Regions from separate parts of the Homo sapiens genome. Here region 2 is linked to region 1. A link is a contact called in ENCODE Hi-C data. All regions are on one chromosome and are shown on one strand. The core of a region is the stretch at or near the end of the contact, and the rest is flanking DNA. Distances in the headings are between cores, read along the strand shown. Region 1 holds the start of LINC00667 (long intergenic non-protein coding RNA 667). Region 2 holds the start of EPB41L3 (erythrocyte membrane protein band 4.1 like 3).

Region 1 (5,043 bases), core at 883-3,382:
CTGTCCCTCCATGTAACTCCATCTCTACAAGCAAGCCTTGTGTACCTTCTCAAAAAAAAAAGACATCTGTATGAGATATTTTGACTTTCATGTTCTGACTTATAAAATGGTGACGGCGAGCTTTCATTAGAAAATCCGTGTATTCTATCAAATGTATGCTCTTGTGAGGTTTACTGAAAAAAACTTGTTTTTTCCTTTGGTGGTGGTATCCTGTAGGTTTTTTACTATGGAGGAAAAAAAAAAACGCTGCTTTGAAACTGTCAGTAAATACGATCAAGACTCAATTTAAAACGGGACTCAAGCGTAGTTCATATGAGGCCAAGTTAATGGGGAGTTCCTTAGGAACTTTTGTAATACTAACTGGCAATAAAATAACTGCTACAACATGTCTTTATTTCGTCTTTCAAAAACAGTGTTTTCCCCTATCATCTTTAGGTAGATAAACTGTCCACGAAGGAGAGAGTGATCAGTTTATCTTAACATAAAGATTCCTAACTAGGAATTCAAAAAGATACTTCAGTGGGACGATATTGATCATCAGAATGACAAACCCATGAACGTTTTAGGAAAGGCAGTTTCAGATTTTTCTCCTTAGAGGGTTTCAAGAAACCCCTTGATTGAGAGGAGGGCACATATCCTCCTCTTACCTTCTTTGTTCCCAAAAGAGACTCAAAGAATTGTGAACCAAACTTTCATAATATAAAGTCTCTAATTACCTGAGAAAACTGCAGCCCAAAAATCTAAAGTGGCTTACCCAAAGTGAGGAAGTTAATACTATTCCTTTTAGTCCAAGAGAATAATGCCAACTGGATACAGCTCAAAGACTGCACCATTCCCATTATTTTTTGCCATTAGTTACGTTTAATTTTAAATATACCATCTTTGGCAGCAAAAATCAAGCTGGGCTTTCCTTCTCCTTTATAAATTGCATATATTTTTAACATATATTAACACTTTAAAACCGTGGGGTGGAAAGTTTAAAATGCCATAAAATAAGAATCATATATGCATTCTTTACACTGTAAAGCATTTTACCAGACATTAGAATCTGCATTCAGAATTCTTTCTCAGAACGTAAGTGTTCTTGAAGACATATATTTTGTCTTACTAATCTGTTTCTTCCAAGCACTACTGTACTAGGCATACGGTAAAGATATACATTCAAGTTTTAAAAGTAAATACTTTTTCCTGGTAGTGGCCAGGGCCTGCGTTCCTCAGACCAAAAGGCGCAAACTGGCATTGCTGTGATTTCAGAAGAGAAGTGAAATGTATAAAACGAAGTAATTCTGGGGAAGGAAAATGTCACAATTTTTCTTCAGTGTTGTCAGGCACACTAACCCGGGAAGCCGTCTCTGGGCCTGAACTATCCAAATTAGTGTCCGAGGAAGTGTGACAAATGCAGGCCCTTCCAAGTTTGACCCTGATTCTCAAAGGTGGCCAAAAGCCGTCTCTAGAAACGGCGGTGGCAGCGGCGTGATTCTGGGAGGTCCATTCAACTTTTAACAGGTCCTGGGCAGTGACCGGGTTGCTGGGCAGTGCAAAGGCATAGAGATTGGCGAGAACAGGCGGCGATCAAGCTTCCCAGCGAGGGTCAAAGTCCAGCAGCTTGGAACTAGTGAGCCGGGCTTGTAGGAGTGAAGCGGCTCGCGCGGGCCCGGCCGGCAGCCGCTCCCCAGACACCGGGGATCCGGCCCGACTGTTTCCTACCCACGACGGCGAAGACCCGCTACAGCGCGTCCACGAAGCCCCAGTACTGAGCCAGGACGGGGCTCTCCCTCTCGATGTAGGCGACTACGAACTGCTCCGCCAGCCGGTGAGGCAGCTAATTAAGAAAGCCACCTTCAGGATGTCTTTCGAGAATCTAGCCTCGAAGAAAGTCATGTAAGAGAACGCCTGCATCAAAAAGTCGGGAGGCCGGGCGGAGTCGCCGTTAAACGTCCAGGGAAAGCCACCAGGTGGGCCGGCGAACGCTCCCGGGCCAGCAGGTAGGCTTTCTCGCACAGCAGCCCCCGCACCCGGTCCGTAAGCTCGTTGTTCTCCCTGCGCCGGGCATGGTTCTAGGTCAGGAGGTCCTACATCATGACAGCCAACGCGTCCATCCTGCGCCTCCCCGCAGGCCTTGCTCCCCGCTCGGTCCCTCCCGGCCGCGGCGCTGCCGGAAGTGCGTGTCGGCGCGGGGGCGGATCCCGGTGGCGGCGAGGGGCGGACTCCGCGGACAAGGCCAGGCCTAGCCTTGAGCTCCGTCGGGCAGGGCCGCCGGGATTGGTGTCCGGCAGAGCGTGAGCCCAGCGGGCTGGAGTCGGCGAGCGGGAGTGAAAGAAGAAAAGCTAGAGAGCGAAGGCAAAGCCCGAGGAGAGAGGGCCGCGGTCGGCGGAGGAATCTGACTGCACGGTTGCGTGCGCTCACTCCCGGAGGGCTCCCTCAGGCGGGCGGCTCCGCTAGTGGCTAAAGGCAAAGCATTCCGGGGCGCGGCGCATGAAGTTGAGCTTCGTCCCTGCTAGCCGCCGCTTTCTCCCCAAAAATACATCCTAGCCTTAATGTTTATGCCTCCATTGCCCCAGTTCTTATCTGTTTTGCTCAATGTCTCATAGCTACAAGAAGGCAATTTCTGACGAAGCCCTCCGTCCCTTCCAAATGGATTATTTTGGCGGGCTTCCACCCGGACAGTATGCCACCCGAATGACTGGACAAGTGCACGGGAGCGGCTGTCATTTGCGGAGTGCGCCTTGCGATCTAGGCGCCTCACAGCGCAAATTATCCAGTAATTTCTCTGAAATCGATGCTGGTTTGTTTTCCCAAGGCAAATCAGCAGCTTATACAGACATTGGGGCCACAAAGCCGGTGGAACAACGGGAGACGGCTTCCTGAGTGTCAGGTCCTCCAAGATGAGCTTAAACTTCGGGTGGTGGGCAGGCTCGGTAGGCGGGAAAGGCCCGTGTCCAGATGAATGCAGTCCATGTTTATATTGATGAAAGACACGTATACCATTTGGTCCAGCTCAACCATTCTTAACAAGTGCTGGCTGTGAGCACTGGTGTGTGTGTGCCTGCGTGCAACCAGCAATGTAAGTGATGACCAGCTGCATGATGCCTTAATTTGAGTGGACAAAGTCGGTCAAGAACCACTTTCAGGCTTCTGGGTCTCCAAGTCTTTGTCTCCCTGTATCCAAACGAGGCATTCCAAGTTTGACAGCATGGAACATTGCATGTCCGAAATACCAACCGTGAAACTGGGTAAAAAGCTTCAGGAGGTGATATTGATGTGTATAGTTTAGGAAATAAAACCCAATACTTACTTCAAAGAACGTAATTTGTGGCTTTTTAGAGAGAAGGATACTTTGACAGTTTTCATTTGTCGTCTACATGTATATGGTACGTTTCATTCTGCCTTTTAATTAATTTGGTATTTTACTATGAAAACTACTTTGTATTAATAAAATAATGTATTTCCAATGTTATAAGTTGTGTTATAACAGTTTCAAAAGCCAAATAAACAAGATGCATTTTGATATCAATTGTTTAAAACGCGTATTTTGAGGAAGAACAAATTCATACTCAAAAAAGTTATCTTTGGGTGGAGTATTGTGGAAAATTTTTACTTTATACATTTCTAGGTTTCTGAAGTGACTGTATTCATTTTATAATTATAGAAACAAGACGTTAAATCCAGAAAACAAAACTTAAGCTTAACCAACTAGAAACTGTCAACCAACTTCTCACTAGGGACTTCCCAATTTAACCAAATATTTTTATTTGTTTTGTGTCTGCAAACATCTTACAAAAGTTTTCCCTTTTTGCCTCCACAGTGGAGCACTGAACTGCTTGTGGTCTAGTGCTGACTGATTCATGAATCACTGGATGCTCAAATAAACTCTAAATTAAAAAAGACATTAAATGAAAGAAAAAGTTAAGAAAATAGAAATGCTTTCCATTTTTTAACAAATGCTTAAACGGAAGGAAGGATGCATGCAGAGGTTAAGTAAGACTGCGTTTCAGATCTGAGGCTCGATCTGAAGAACATGTAGTATATGCCTATTCCTTTATAGCTAGACGTTATTTTCTTTGCTGAGGGAAAAGGAACATGTCATTATATTCAACTCTTCTAAAAAAGGAAAGCCATCTACCGAGTCAGTATAATTTATGGAATTTATCTGGAGCTAAAGGTAGTATCAAAATGCCATTTAAAGTTGCAAAGCCAAAATGAACTCTTACTTTGTCCTTTATAATTTACATGAAATTTATGAAGCAAATAACGAGACTAGGCAGTCATGCTCAAAACACTCAGGATGTGCCTACCACTGACTAATGATAGCTACATATATTCTTTTGTAGGTATATATTAGAAAATAAAATTTTAAAACAACGTGGCCAGATATATGACAGATCTTCAATAGGTATGCAATGTCTGTTTTTAAGTAATGAAACAAAGCAAACACTCCTGAATCTATGGCCCATATGAAGACCTAGATTGTTGAATTTACTGTTATTCCCCTATCCCATCTTTACAGAGTTAACCACTAACCTGAGATTTGGGTTAATCATTATCATACCTGTTTTATTTTTTAAGTGTAGTTTTATATCTATCGATCAAGATCTATATATCTACATACTTTTAAAAGTATGGTTTACATATAAGTATAGTGCACACACATATATGTGTGCTTAATGTTGCTTGTTTCTGAGATTTATACAATTAGTATGACTTTCAGATTTCTGCAACTTGCTTCACTAATTCAAGATTGTTTCTATCATTCCTCCAAGTTGTGCCATGTAGTATTAGTTCATTTCTTCTTGTTGATACATAATATACTACTATGAATATACCATAGTTTATGTGCCGATTTTCCTGATGTTTGGACTGTCTCTAACCTTTTGCTATTACAATTATATGATTATTCTTTATATGTCTTCTGGTGCACATGTTAAGAATATTTGTAGGGCATATATTTAGGAGTGGAATTGCTGGGTTAGAGGGCATGTGGTGATGCTACAGTGTTTTCTAAAATAGTTGTTTCTACTATTGTAGTTGTTTAAAATACAATAT
Region 2 (4,877 bases), core at 1,555-4,054, 310 kb before region 1:
AGATCGCTATTATCAAGATGCAGGCAAGTTGCTGAGGGAGCTATGCAGCTATGCACCCCTCATGAATTTGACGTTTCTTTTTCTCCCTGTCTGTGCTAGGGGGAAAAAAATAATAGAGGAGAGACTTGGTTAAATCCAGAGGATTCCAAAGTAATTGCTTCCAAGATTTCCTATCAAACTATGCAGCAGTATGGTTTTTACTCCAAATTTTCAATTCGTGGAATATTACCATAATTAGGGTTTTGTTTGTTTGTTTGTTGTTGTAGTTTTTTGAGACGAGTCTCTCTCTGTTGCCCAGGCTAGAGTGCAGTGGTGAGATCTCGGCTCACTGCAACCTCTACCTCTCAGGTTCAAGCAATTCTCTGCCTCAGCCTCCTGAGTAGCTGGGATTACAGGCGCCCACCACTATGCCCAGCTAATTTTTGTGTTTTTAGTAGAGACGGGGTTTCACCATCTTGGCCAGGCTGGTCTTGAACTCCTGACCTCGTGATCCACCGGCCTCAGCCTCCCAAAGTGCTGGGATTACAGGCATGAGCCACTGCGCCTGGCTTAGATAGGTATTTCTAATTAAAAAAATACTTAGTTGTCTAACATTTTTCTCCCAAGAAAATTGCCATTCAGACACTATTGCTGATTTTCATCACCACAAAGATTAAGATTCATGAGTCATAAGAAAAAGTTTGCTTTCAATTTTAAAGAATAGCAAAAATACTGCAACAAAATGAATGAAAATATGGAGCCATCTGTGTCTTGAATGATAATGCCAAATGAGTGTTTATTGTAAACAATACAATTTATTCAAGTCCACTTTCAATGGAGTGCTTTAGTGTACATGCAAAAAAGGAAAATGAATTCTTTCTTCATTCACAGACCTTATGTGCTACACACACACACACACACACACACACACACACACACACACACACAGAGTCATACAGGTGCGTATGTGATATGTGCATATATGTCTCTAATACTCATACGCAACACTTTCTGACAGGAAATGCAGTTAATTCCCAAACATCCACTATTGGAACTGTCACCTTTATCTGTCACCTGAAAGACAATTCAGGCCCTCATTACCTCTGGTAACTGTCTTAATACCATAGTCTCCTCCGAACACCAACCTGGTATTTGCCCATCTGTTCTAGTCTTTGCAGAGCCATAAGATTAGTTTTCTTAAAACATTACTTAAGTCACACTTTCTTGCTCAAAATTTCCCAAAGCTACACATCTATAGAATATAGTCCCATAAACTCCATAGCAACATAGTAACTATAATTTTCCAACCTTCTCCCTCTTCAACATGAAAAAACCCTTCCACTCCAGCCAAGGAAATCAAATACCATCCTCCTTTCCTACCAAAGTCTTCCCTATTCTAGAAACCTGCGCCAAGTCTCCCCACGTCTCCGGGCCTCACTGACAGATCAGGCCCACTAATCTTTCCCAGAGGCACGTGTTCTGTATCTTGTCTTTGGCACCCAGTAGCAAATGCAATATTTTTGTGAATCCATTTTTTTCCCTCTTTTAATGAGTCCCTGAGCTCCTGGAGGGGCAACCGGATGATTTGGAGAAGGCTCTATTTTAAAAAAATTAATAACGTACAACATGAAAGGGATCTGATGTACAACACGAGGACTAGAGCTAAGAAGTGTCTTGTATTCAGGATTTTGCTAAATGAGTATATTATAGCTACTCTTGCCACAAGTAGAGGGGTGTTGGGGGAAATGCATAACTATGTGAGTTGATAGATATGCTAATGTGTTCCACTATAATAACCATTTTACTATATATGTATCTTATGTTGTATGCCTTAAATATACATACAATTTATTTTAAAAATTAAAAAAATTTAATATTTTATTTTCAATTTTTGTGGGTACATAGTATGTATATATGTTTATGGGGTACATGAGATGTTTTGATACAGGCATGCAATGTGTAATAATCACATCATGGAAAACAGGAAATCTATCCTTCAAGCATTATCATTGGTGTTACAATTCAATTATACTTTATTTTAAAATGTACAATCAAATTATTTTGACTATAGTCACCCTGTTGTGCTATCAGATGCTATGTCTTATTCACTCTATTCTTTTTGTGCCCATAAAAATATTTCTTAAATATCTTGGTTAGTCGGTTAGATCTTAAGATATTGTGAGATGACCAGGAGTTACTTCTTTCACTTACAAGTCAGTGAGCCACCTCCGCTCTTTAAAATCAAGGTAAATTTCGGTGGAAAGCTTTATAGATACTGGAGAGGACGGAGTAGCTGAGTTGCTGAAAAATGGGCGACTTCTCTTATCAAGCATTAATTCAGATCTTCTCTATTAACATGACTTGAAGACACCACCAACTTGATTTTATTTTCTTTCCAAAAAGAAAAAAAAAATACTGCAGTCCCTAGCCAATAAATAACTCACCTGAAGGTCAGGAACACCCTCTCCCTCCTTTCTCACAGGGGATGTCTGGGAGGGGAGAGGGGTCTGGAGAGGCCAGGCCATCATCTAAGTGGGAATAAAGGGCTAAAGCTATTGGCATTGGCAGCTGTCTCCAGGCGTCGTCCGCGGAGCCTGACCCTGCGCCAGGACGGAGGAGGCTGTGCCCATGTAACTGTCCTGAAGTACTGCGGTGGCCCCCTCCCCCGCGGCTGGGAGGGCAGGCAGGACGAGGTTGGCTTTCCTCGCACGGTCTCTGGGCGTGGGCCCCCGCCGCAGCTCCGCGGAGCCTCGGTGTCTCCTGCAACAGGGGGCGGGGGGAACAGCGGCGAGCAGCCCTGGGCTGCGGCTTCCTCCCCACGCCCGAGTCTCCTGCGCACCGCCGCCGAGGACGCGCGCCCGAGCCTAGTCCCCACGCCGCGGCGCGCCCGGGCTCCCTGCTGATCCCAGGTAACTTTTCCGCCTCTCGGAGTGGGGGACTGCGAGGGGGTCTCGGCTTTACGAGGTGCGGAGGAAGAGCCCGAGGCCTGGGGCGAGGCGCGCGGGACAGTGGGGCTGACGCGTGGCTTCGGCGCCGCGCGGTCTCCCGAATCCCGAGCCCCGCGCCCGGCGCGGCCGGGGTCCCCAACCGCCCTCCCGCTCGCCGGGACCCCCACCGGGCCGAGCCTGCGCGCCGCGCCCCCCGCCCGCTCCGCCCGCCGCGGCGCAGTAGTGGCTGGGCCGGCGCGCAGAGCCTGAGCCCCGGCCTCCGGCCTGGGGGCCTCCCTGGGATCCCTGGCCGAAGGGGCGACTCGGTCCCCGCGTCCCTTCTCCGCCAATTTGCACAAATCCCCCGCCCGGGGCGCCATGTTTTAAGTTGCCCCTCGGGCTGGGGGCGAGCGCGGGCCGGCCCCTCCCCCGGGGAGGTGCGGGGGACAGGGGGCGACACTGCGGCGCCGCCCGGGCGGGTGGCGGCTGGCGGGCCGCGGGAGGGGCCCTGCGCTCAGCGCGCGGCGGCAGCGGGCTCGTCCCGGGTGCAGGCGCGGGCGGGCGCAGCGCGGGGCCGATAAGGTGCGCTCCGCACAAAGCATCCCCGCTGGGCAGGGGGGCCGGCCGCTTTTATATAACTTGCCTCGTTCCCCAAACTGGGGCAGCGGCCCCCGGCCGGTGGGGGAGGAGGAGGGAGCGTCCAAGCGGGGTTGCCCTGGGCCTGGGCACCTGCCGGGGCCCCTCGCCTCTGGCACCCGGGCGCGGGAGCACGGGCGGGCCGGGGGCGCCTGGGTCGGCCTGCCGTGGCCCGGGGGCTCGGGGCGGCGCGACTCACCTGGCGCCCTCGGGGCCGCGATTCTCCTCGGGAGGTGTCTGCGAAGGCGGCTCTGCCGCGGTGGGGGTGGGGAGGCTAGGGCTTCGGACCGCTGGAGTTGGGGTCGCAGCCAGTTCCTGGCGAGTGTTTCCTGGCTGCTGCCGCAGGGGCTTGCTTTTTCGGATTTCCCCTCTAATCTCGCCGGACTTCTTCCCCTTCCCCCCCACGCCCGCCAAGTTCATGGCTTCTGCAATGCGGTGGGTGTGGTTACCTAGTAAATTGTAACTGTGGTCCCTTGCAATGAGAGTATTCTTTTCAATTTTCTTTTTATATTACGGATCTGAAGTTTTCTAGGGTTTTTCCGTTAGTTGCAGCCCAGGGTTAAAGTTGGTAGAGATTGTTGCGGAACAGAACAAATAGAATGATAAAGGAAACATGTGGTGTTAATTACTTGTGGAGGTTGGGCTGGGAGGTCCTGAGAGGGCCGGGCAGTCCTGCTAATGCAGTGCTTCCATTGCGTGTTTAAGTTGTTTCAGCTTTTTTACATTAGTCTCGCGGAATTGCTTTTGCAGATACCCTGCCTGTCCTTTTTGTTGAGGGGGGGTGGGGAGTGGGGCACAGTGAGAATTTTAGGCTGCCTGAGGTGGCCAGGTGTGCTGGAGTTTGTCTTGGTAGCATTAACTTCTATAGTACAGGAAGCGTCACACCAAGTGCTTAAAAACATTGTTTTTGAAATTTACCTTGATTTTTAAAGTCTCAAGGAAACAAAAATGATAAAATTCTGCTTATGTCTGTGAGCCATGGACGTAGTCCCAATTACAGCAAATTAAGCAGAAAAGCCCTATTAAGAAAAGAGAGCAGCACATCAAGCTCCAGTGAACTCTGGGGACTGAGAGGTGATTTCTGTCTTGGCTCAGAGTGAGTGTTTAAAAAATGCATGTTAATTTTGGTATCAAACTTTAAAAACTTTAGTTGGAGTAACAAAATTAATGTGAGAGGGAATAAATACTAAATTGGAGAAGCGTGACTTCAATTTGTTAATTTGCAAGGCATTGATAGCTGAATGCTGAATACTGTCTCATTTGCATTATGGTTTTCTGGTGGTTTAGAAAAGCAAAATATCAGATGCACAACTTACTGCATCAAGTTTATTTAGT

The links. Hi-C counts contacts between places; a loop is a spot of excess contacts on that map. Pooled maps may share reads with other maps.
Region 2: a map of sigmoid colon shows a loop between it and region 1 (6-fold over the local background). The contact joins the promoter of EPB41L3 here to the promoter of LINC00667 in region 1. A Hi-C loop is called at or near these places in 3 of 168 maps with a recorded cell type or tissue (PC-3, chondrocyte and sigmoid colon) and 11 of 50 pooled maps.

Annotation. Positions count from the first base shown.
Region 1 is chr18:5,235,189-5,240,231 of GRCh38, reverse strand. LINC00667 (long intergenic non-protein coding RNA 667) reads right to left here and starts at 2,132. Exons shown (of 3, transcript NR_015389.1): 1 at 1,183-2,132. It overlaps LINC00526 (long intergenic non-protein coding RNA 526), which reads left to right and starts at 2,203. Exons shown (of 1, transcript NR_026849.1): 1 at 2,203-3,508. RefSeq lists an enhancer at 1,617-1,796 and a silencer at 2,017-2,186.
Region 2 is chr18:5,541,924-5,546,800 of GRCh38, reverse strand. It overlaps EPB41L3 (erythrocyte membrane protein band 4.1 like 3), which reads left to right and starts at 2,804. Exons shown (of 23, transcript NM_012307.5): 1 at 2,804-2,888. LOC107985145 (a long non-coding RNA gene) reads right to left here and starts at 3,972. Exons shown (of 4, transcript XR_007066440.1): 1 at 3,742-3,972; 2 at 2,424-2,507.